2 separate regions of the Homo sapiens genome follow, and region 1 is linked to region 2. Evidence: chromatin contacts called from ENCODE Hi-C data. All regions are on one chromosome and are shown on one strand. The core of a region is the stretch at or near the end of the contact, and the rest is flanking DNA. Distances in the headings are between cores, read along the strand shown.

Region 1 (4,124 bases), core at 1,559-4,058, 63 kb after region 2:
CCATCCCAAATCTTGCTTTGGTGCTTTGCTGCAGGAGGGAGTTTAAAGCAATGAGATAAACTTAAAGATAAATCAAGGCCCTTGAGCTCACAAGGCTTTCTGCCTTCTCCTGTCTTATACGTATTTCTGCAAGAGAGAAGGCATATTGGCCCATGAGGGCTCATAATTCAGAATGTCTAAGTCATATAGGGCTGCGATACTGATCCATTTAAATAAATGTAACTGGAATTTTTTGCAGGATGAGTGGATTTTTCAAAATACAATAAATCAGACAAACAAAAATTTCACCTGATATATTTCCGATATGTCATCCTTTAATCAATAAACTAATGAAAATATTTTTTTGAAATAATATAAAATATGTATTCCAATTATAATCAATTCTCATCTTATTTTACCATATAAAATATTTAACATTTTTTATCTCCTGTTAATAAGAAGTAAACTTATTTAACCCTATGATGATGAAGATGTTAGATGTCAATTTAAAAATGTCTGAAGGAGTATGTAGATTTTCAAAATTTTTTAACGAGGTTCACATTAAAAGGACATTTCAGTACAATGAGGTAGGGCGCTGGCCATCAAGGATCACAATTGCTTTTAATTTAAATCAACTTATGTTAAGTTTCTACTCTGTGCCAGGCGCAGTAGGCATCTTTAAAATAAGTGTCTGTCTGTGTCCAGTAAAATGTCTGGTCTCCTGGTGTTGGGTTTCCTGGTCTCAAAGGGTTCCACCATCAGCCTCCTATACTGAGAGATACATGCGTCAAACAACAGGACCAGAAGTTCCAACTTGCACAGAAAGTTATCCCAAAAAGGCAACACCCCCAGCCACACATTTTAGGCCTTATGTTCTCTGGTGTCCAAGAGCAACATGAGATGGGCTAAAGTGCCAAGCGGTGCCTTGAAGCCCCATGGCCGCCAGTGTGCATTCTGTGTTCCCCTGAGAGTAGACCAGTGATCCAGAGAGTCAGGGTACAACAGGACCCACGTCAAGTTCACAGATCATGGACTATGTGTGTTTACTGGGAGTGTGTGCTCAAGCATGTCATCCCAAAAGGGGTGAGAGTTCCACAAAGTGTGGATTTACACCATGAGCCAGGCATGAGGTCAACGTGGGCATCATCCACAAAGCTACCTCAAAGGAAGCCAGACTTGGAACAATGGACAGGATGTAGATAATCAGAGAGAGGCAGGAAAGTTGCCCAATCATAGTGAGTCAGACATTTATCGAACAGCTGGTCTGTGCTCAGCTCTGCTCAGGGCTCTTAGGAATTTAGGAAGGTGGATACAGATTTGATAAGGGAGGCCAGACTTGGGGAAAATTCAGGTCACACTGCAAGGTAGCATGTGTTAGGGCCTGCATCCGTGGTGCAGGGAGTGCCCTAGGAATGTGGAAGCGGGAGAACTCAGGGCAGATCAGATGGGCCAGAGATCAGGGGTCAAGGGCGACCTTGTACAGGATAAAGAACTGAGTGGGGGCTAGCAAAGGTAAGTGGGATGTGGATGGGAAGAGGGAAGGCCTTCTCAGGTAGAGAAAGCAACAGGAGCATAGTCTTAGGGGTAGAAACGACGAAACAGAATGGATGTGGAGTATTAAAAGGCAGGGCCAGCTGGTTGTTAAGAGGAGTCATTCCTTCAACCGGCAAAGACTCACAGAGCACCTCCTTACCAGACACTGCAGACACACAGGGAGGAAGATGGCTCAGCTCTGGCCCTCACAGGGAGCTCACAGAAGCGGACAAGAGGTTAAATGAGAATTGGGATTGTGAGGAGGGCTGGGAAGAGGAGGTGCAGAACATCACGAAGTTTCTAATGGGGTCCAACCTGGTCTGGGAAACAGGAAGAGTCGGGGGCCACAGAGGCAACCCTGGTGGGGTCAGGAGAGGGTTTGGAAAGTAGGATTATGGCAGACAGGGGAAGGTCTCAAAAGCCAAGGAGAGGCAACTGCTGTTTGTTCCCCGTGCATTTCACATGGTGGAGCATGAAGCCATCTCATGTAGGGAAACGACTTATTGCTGGTGAGGCCCTGGGAAGATCCGTGTCATGGCCATTTGCAGGCTGGATTTGGACAGAAAGGAAGTGGAAGCGAGGCAGCCAGTTAGGGAGATGCCGAGAGAACCTAAGAGGGGCATTACGCATCCTGCACAGCTGGGCCCGGGTCCCAGGAGGAGGACAAATGCATTCGTGCGGTTGATTTCCTGTGTCTTACCCCTCAGCTGCCAGAGGCTACCTAGGTGTCACTGCTGACATTCCTCCAAGGGAGAGCTTTAGGCTTCCGCAGGGAGAAAATGCCTGTATAAGTTTTAATCGAAAGCAAATATGAGACGATGCTATCATTTTCAAAGTATACTTGCATTTTCCACATATTCATTTCAAGCTAATACCAGCTTTTTCTGTTCTCCTTGCCCTCTTTTTAACACTTTTAATGTTCTTCTATGAGTTTATTACATTCAAACTACTTACAGCAAACCCTAAAACTACAACCAGAGCTGTTCAGATCCTGCCCCATTAGGGAAGGGAGGCCCAGCAGCACAGAGAGGAAATGAAGAGATGGGGTCAGCCCTTAGACTGCCTGGTGATCAGACAGCAACCTCAGGCTGTTTGCTCATATTTATTTCTGTCAGGCCTTTAGAAAACACATGTGTTTTTCGGTAGCTGTTTCCAGGGCTCTCGGTTACAGGGAACATCTGGGATGTGTGAATAAGTCACCTTCAGCAAAACAAAGTACAGCTCCAGTGAGGCCCTGTGTGCAAAAGGCCAGCGGCTGTCAGTTGCCTGCCAATTGGCTGCTCCGTGCAGAGATTCCAGCCCATTCACCAAGGTCTCGCTGAGAAGCCTGTGCCGGGCAGCAGACGCCTTGTGCTCCGAAGGATTTGTTCCTACATGACTTGGAAACAGTTTGTCCCCGTTAGCTCAGTCAGTCTGTGGCTGGTGCCAAGAAGGCCGAGGTTGCAGGTTTGATCCGGGAATGGGTCAATTAGCTTTGCACAGAGGAAAACTTTGTTCCTCTTCACTGACTGCGCCCCAGCCTAGCCGGCATCCGCCAAGTAGGAGCCAAGTGACAATAGCCGTGTTCTTCCCGGGAAAACCAACAGTGAGTTCATCCACTCTGCACCGTGGGTCGGAAATGTCCTCCTCGCCCACTAAGAACATTTTATTGTATTTGCAGACACATCATCTGTAATGCTTTCAGTTCCCCTCCTGGGAGCCACACTGTGAAAACGAAATGCAGTCTCCTTGATGCTTTAGGAAAGCAGCAAGATCCACTGGGTCGATCAAAGCCTTGCACACTGAAGGAGCCTAGATTTGCTTCCCAGTTTTATAGGAGATAACCAGTATTTGATGTGAAGATGTATTTGGGGCCAAGGGAGATTTGGTGTGAATCATTTTAATCAGAGGCTCAAGAAACCTGAACTGGATCTGACCCCACCTGCCTCCGCATGTGAACAGAAGCAAACAGAAAAGGCTGCTACAAATGAGGGTCTTGAACAGCAGATGTTAAAAGCAAGTGCTACTTAGCGATCTCAGAAATACTCGTGGCTACTGAAGTAGCATTTCTCGTCCTCTTACCACAAGATTTGACAAGCGGACTTGACGCTCTTCATTGTAGCCATTCTCTCTCTCTTTTTTTTAGAAGTTTAAAAATGTGTGTGCAATATGCAGTCATGATAGTTAACTTTCAAATGGTTCTCTGTCTACCTACAGGAAAGAGAAGATATTAAATTGTTTCAGAGCCAGATGGGCTGGCGTTGTCTTTGTTTGGCTCAGAGTAAGACACAGCCAGTGAGTTCTCCGCTGAGGCAACGTATGTGAGTGTCACGCAGGGCATATGTGCACACTTAAGCCATGATCACCCCTTAAAGATCTTCTTAGTTGCTACAGCTAAAGCTATGCCCCAAATGCTGTCAGGCTACAGTTTTAGTTGTGTATGGCATCAAGGATAATAAAGGTGTACTGTTTTAACTTGTGTTACTGGCACCTGTAATTCTTCCAATGATATTTCCTATTCTCCAAAATTGATACCCAGCCTTCACCTATCTCATGAAAATACATCTTTCTGGATTCAATCCTGAGGGGTCAGGAGAAGAGTAGGAAGAACAAAAGGGACAAATAAAACACAA
Region 2 (4,458 bases), core at 1,395-3,894:
TACTTGCCCAAGGAGAAGTGACTTTCAATAGACACTATAAATGGACAAATCCATCAAGCTGACAGAGAGGGTGGAGCTGGAAGACAGCAGGAGGCACATCGGGTGGTACTGAGGGAGAAAGGAGGAAGCATGAAAAACATTTCGAACAGCTCTCCACTTCACAGGATTTCACAAGCCACTTCAACTACTGAGATATATTGAGGAGGTTCCCATCTGGTGAAGAAGACAGCTTTATGACCTAGAGTGTAAACAATGCAAACAGAAGGAAAATGCCTCCAATCAAAGGCAATGCAGCCAGAAGGCTGTCTGTCCACAGACCGTTCATTGACTCCAGTCAGGTAAAGGTGAGTCACGAAAGATCAATGTCAGGTAGGCAACACATAGCTCTTTAAATTTAGTCCAGCAAGAGAGAAGTTTATAGATCCAGGCATTATGTGTCAAACAAAAGGGAAATACTTATGTTCAGTCTCCTTTTCGAGAAATAAATACCAAGAAGAGTGCAAAATAGAGAGTCAGAACCCACCCATAAAGATAAAGTTCTAGGAAGCTCCAGAAACCTTACGTACACTAACAGTTTTCTAACACTTGCAGTTGTCAATAAAATGAAGCTTAGCTTATTTCACCATCATCTTTTTACAGATTGGGGTAAAAAGAGTATTTTCTCATAGGGACAAAAGTAATAAACATGGAAGTTGTTCCCTGGGGACCAGGATTCTCTGGCACATCTGAGTTATTTAGCTTGAAGTATTACAATGAATGTATTTGTAAAAAGCAAGGCAAAATTTCAAGTGGATTGTAGATTTAAATGTGAAAGGCAAAAGAATAAAGCTTCTATTGAATAACAGGGAAATATCTTCATAGCTCTTGGGGTAGACAAATATTTCTCTAGCAGGACATGCAAAGAACAGTGACCATAAAGGAAAGTGATAATTTGAACTATGTTAAAATTAAGAACTTCTGATGAACAAAAGGCACCACTGGGGAGAGATTGAAAAAGCAAGCCACAGGATGGGAGAAGACATTTGTGATACATATATCCAACAAAAGTTCTGTTGAATATATAAAGAACTCCTGTGGAATATATATATATATATTCATTCCTTATATATTCTGTTGAGTATATAAAGAACTCCTAGAATATATAAGGAACTCCTACGAATCAATTAGAAAAGACAGATAAGCTAATTAAAAAATAGTGGTAAAAGACTTGAGCAGATGCTTCATCAGAGAGGATATCAACATGACCAATAAACATATGAAAAAAATGTATGGCAAGGAAATGCAAATTAAACTCCAACGAGAGAGAAAAAAAAAAAAAAGGAAACTCCAATGAGATTCCACCAAACACACACCAGAATGGCGAACATGAAAAAAACTGTTGGTAAAGATGTAAAGTCATTGGGACACTAATACCCTGCTGGTGAGAATGGAAACTGGAGCAATTGCTTTGGAAACTCTTCTGACAGTAGCTACTAAACTTGAATACAAGAATATCCTATGATTCAGCAAGTCAACTCCTGGATTTACATTACAAATATGCACCAAAAGAATGTACCTCCAAGAAAGCTCAGAGAAGCATTCATGGAGCAAATAATAAATATAATTATATTCACTATAATTATCTAAACATTATAAATATAAATATTATATTGTTTTCATTATCACCCCAAAATGAAAACAAACTCCATGCATTCATCAACAATAGAATGGATAAATAAACTGTAATATATTCATGTAATGGAATACTACACTGTGATGAAAAGGAACAAACTACTGTTACTATGACACGGGGGGATCTCTCAAACGTGACATTGGACAAAAGAGACCAGGCACAGAATAGTACACATACAATTCCATTTATATGAAGTTCAAAAACAGGTAAAACTTACTCCTATGGTGCTAGAAATAAGGATCATAGTGTCATTTTGGGGATGGGTGGGGGTGAATTGGAGGGGCGCATGCAGGGTTCTTGGGGTACTGATAATATTCTGTCTTCTAATCTGGGATGGATTACACAGGAATGTTTGCTTTGTGAAAATTCACTGAGCTGTGTGTTTAGTATTTGTGTACTTTTCTATAGTATATACCTCAATTAAAAATCTGTCTAAAATTGGTGCACGACAATGTGAATGTACTTAACACTATTGAACTATATTCTTAAAACTGTTAAAATGATCAATTGTATGTTACATGTATTTTATCAAAACTATAAAAAGATTTTTAAAAGAATGAACCAACTTCACTGATACCTTGATTTGACTTCTGGCCTCCAGGGTCATGCGATGCAGCCATATTTACTTCCAGTGAGTTCCCAAATCAGTATTTTTTAGGCTCAACTTAGTTTCTTATGTATGTAACATCTGCCACCAAAAGTAAATATTTTCTAACTGGAAAAAAATAAATTTAAATAAAGGAGTTTCCCTGCATACTCTAGTGCTAATAGGAAAAAATACGGCAGTCCATCAGAGCTCACCAAGCTCGGTGATTGGATCAACTCTGCCAGAGTGTGAAATCAAGCAAGTAGACTTAAAATCTCAGCTTCTCCCTCCCTCTGTGCCGACAGGCCCCTGGAGGGAAGTTCAGCTGGACGAAGTTCACAGGCCTGGGGATGCCTACTGAGACAAAGCCCTTGCCAGCTGTTGTTTTCCTCACCCTCATAGTGTAGGAACTGAAGCCAGGGCTGACCTCAGCAGCTGTCCCCACAGATCATGTCTAGAGCACACTAAAGGGTTGGACCAACCCCAGATCACAGACAGCTCCACAAGGTCACAGTTCCAGCCCTGCAACTGACCTCACCAGCAGCATTGTTTAGAGCACTCAGCATTGTTTGCAAGAAGTTTGTCTAAAGTTTGTCGTGTAACCGTGCTCATCAAACATCCCGTCCATCCATCCATCCACGCATTTATTCACCCAACAAATATTTGTTGAGTATATGTTTGAGGCCCTCTCCTTGGTTCTGCCAGAGAAAGCTCTAGCCTCCACGGAGACTGTCTTATATTTTTAGAGGTGTCAAAGCTTCAATTTGAAGGACAACATAAGATACGGATATCCTCTGGATGGAATTGACAGGACACATACAAAAAATAGACTTCTGTACCTTTCCCTTAGATGTTCCATCCTCCTCCCTAACCACTGCTTGTGTCTGCTTTCAGCATGTGAAGTAGGCAGGAGGAGCAGAGAGCAGAGGAGGCTTAATTTCAGCCCTCACTTGGATCAAGGGGTGCAGTAAAACCTGTCCTCTTAGGGTAATAGGCACTCTTGGGATTCACTGTATGTGACTTCTCCAAACCAGCTCTTTTCTGGGAAAGAAACTGTGGCTGACACTCCTTCATCCCCCTTCTTCGGAGCAGAATCCTGATTTTGTGAAGCTATCTATCCTCCTGTCTGCCTGTGTGTCAGGGAAGACCCCAGCTCAGAGGGCTGATCCTGAGAGGTCTAAGCCGATGGTGGCTTTCTCCTCTCCCTCTGCCAGTGGCTGATCTAGGCATGGGTCCATGATGAGCAAACTCCAGCCTGACACCTGAGAGGAGCGCTGCTGGGGGCTTCTGGGAAAGTTTACTGTCTCAGACAGAGCTTGTTTGTGGCTCCATGATGCCTGGGTTGCTGCAGCCCAACTTGCCACCAGCCTGGTATAAAGCCCTCACAGGGGTGGCTGGGCAGGAAGAAGCTGGTCCGTTCTGACATAATCGAACCACTGAATTAACCAAATCCAGAGACCCACCCGAGCCTCTTGTGATGGGAGAGAACCCATTTCCTTATTAGATAAACCTATTTGAGACAGAGTTTTCTCAAGGCATCTCAACTGATACAGATTGTTCAGTGAAATCAAGCCAAGAAGGGAGACTGAGGCTCCATAAAATCCAGTTTGAGTCACTGGTCCACTAGCTTTCCTGTTTGCACCAAGCGTCAACAGGAGGAATGAATGCCAGATACATTGGAACACAACACGTCTGTTTAAAAAGGGGCCACAGAATACATACACTAATAAACTTGGATTAAATTGGTCACTGTTTGAATGACTTTCTGTTCCTGGATCTTTTTCTGCTCAAGAATCAAATTTCTCAACTTGCTCTCCCTCCTTTAAAGCCCCTTTAAAGAAAATGGAAATGATTCTTAACAGCTGTTGGAGGTGGAACACATGCCACATGCATCCAGGGAAGCATTTCGCCCTCATCTCAACCTCAGCCAGAGAAACAGCTATGAGGAATTCTCCCCTAGCCTTAGCTTCTGACATTCTGACTCAGCAAGGCTGGTCTGGGGCCTGGAATCTATATTTTTAACAACTTCCCAGGTGATACTGAGGTGGGTAATCCAGGGACCTTGCTTTGGGGAACGTTGATCTGACGCACCCAGCACCAATACGAGCTTTCTCCAGAGTGGCCTGTGGCAGAGGAAAGAAGGAGCACTGAAGTCATGATCTGCCGGCCCTGAGCCTCTGCATCTCAGTTTCTTCGCATG

What was found. Hi-C counts contacts between places; a loop is a spot of excess contacts on that map. Pooled maps may share reads with other maps.
Region 1: a pooled map shows a loop between it and region 2 (2.1-fold over the local background). The contact joins two enhancer-like sites. A Hi-C loop is called at or near these places in 3 of 168 maps with a recorded cell type or tissue (dorsolateral prefrontal cortex, gastrocnemius medialis and psoas muscle) and 3 of 50 pooled maps.

What each region holds. Positions count from the first base shown.
Region 1 is chr6:4,458,068-4,462,191 of GRCh38, forward strand. The region is part of intron 2 of LOC105374894 (a long non-coding RNA gene); the gene reads right to left. All of the region lies in intron 2 of LOC107986561 (a long non-coding RNA gene), which reads left to right. Among named protein-coding and RNA genes, the nearest start is that of LINC02533, 29 kb to the right of the region's middle. Within about 2 kb of position 2,809, at least 13 of the 41 ENCODE cell types and tissues checked have a DNase peak (open chromatin) inside an H3K27ac peak, as active enhancers do; they include gastrocnemius medialis and psoas muscle, where a contact is called at or near this core.
Region 2 is chr6:4,394,829-4,399,286 of GRCh38, forward strand. No RefSeq gene overlaps it. Among named protein-coding and RNA genes, the nearest start is that of LINC02533, 92 kb to the right of the region's middle. Within about 2 kb of position 2,645, at least 5 of the 41 ENCODE cell types and tissues checked have a DNase peak (open chromatin) inside an H3K27ac peak, as active enhancers do; they include gastrocnemius medialis and psoas muscle, where a contact is called at or near this core.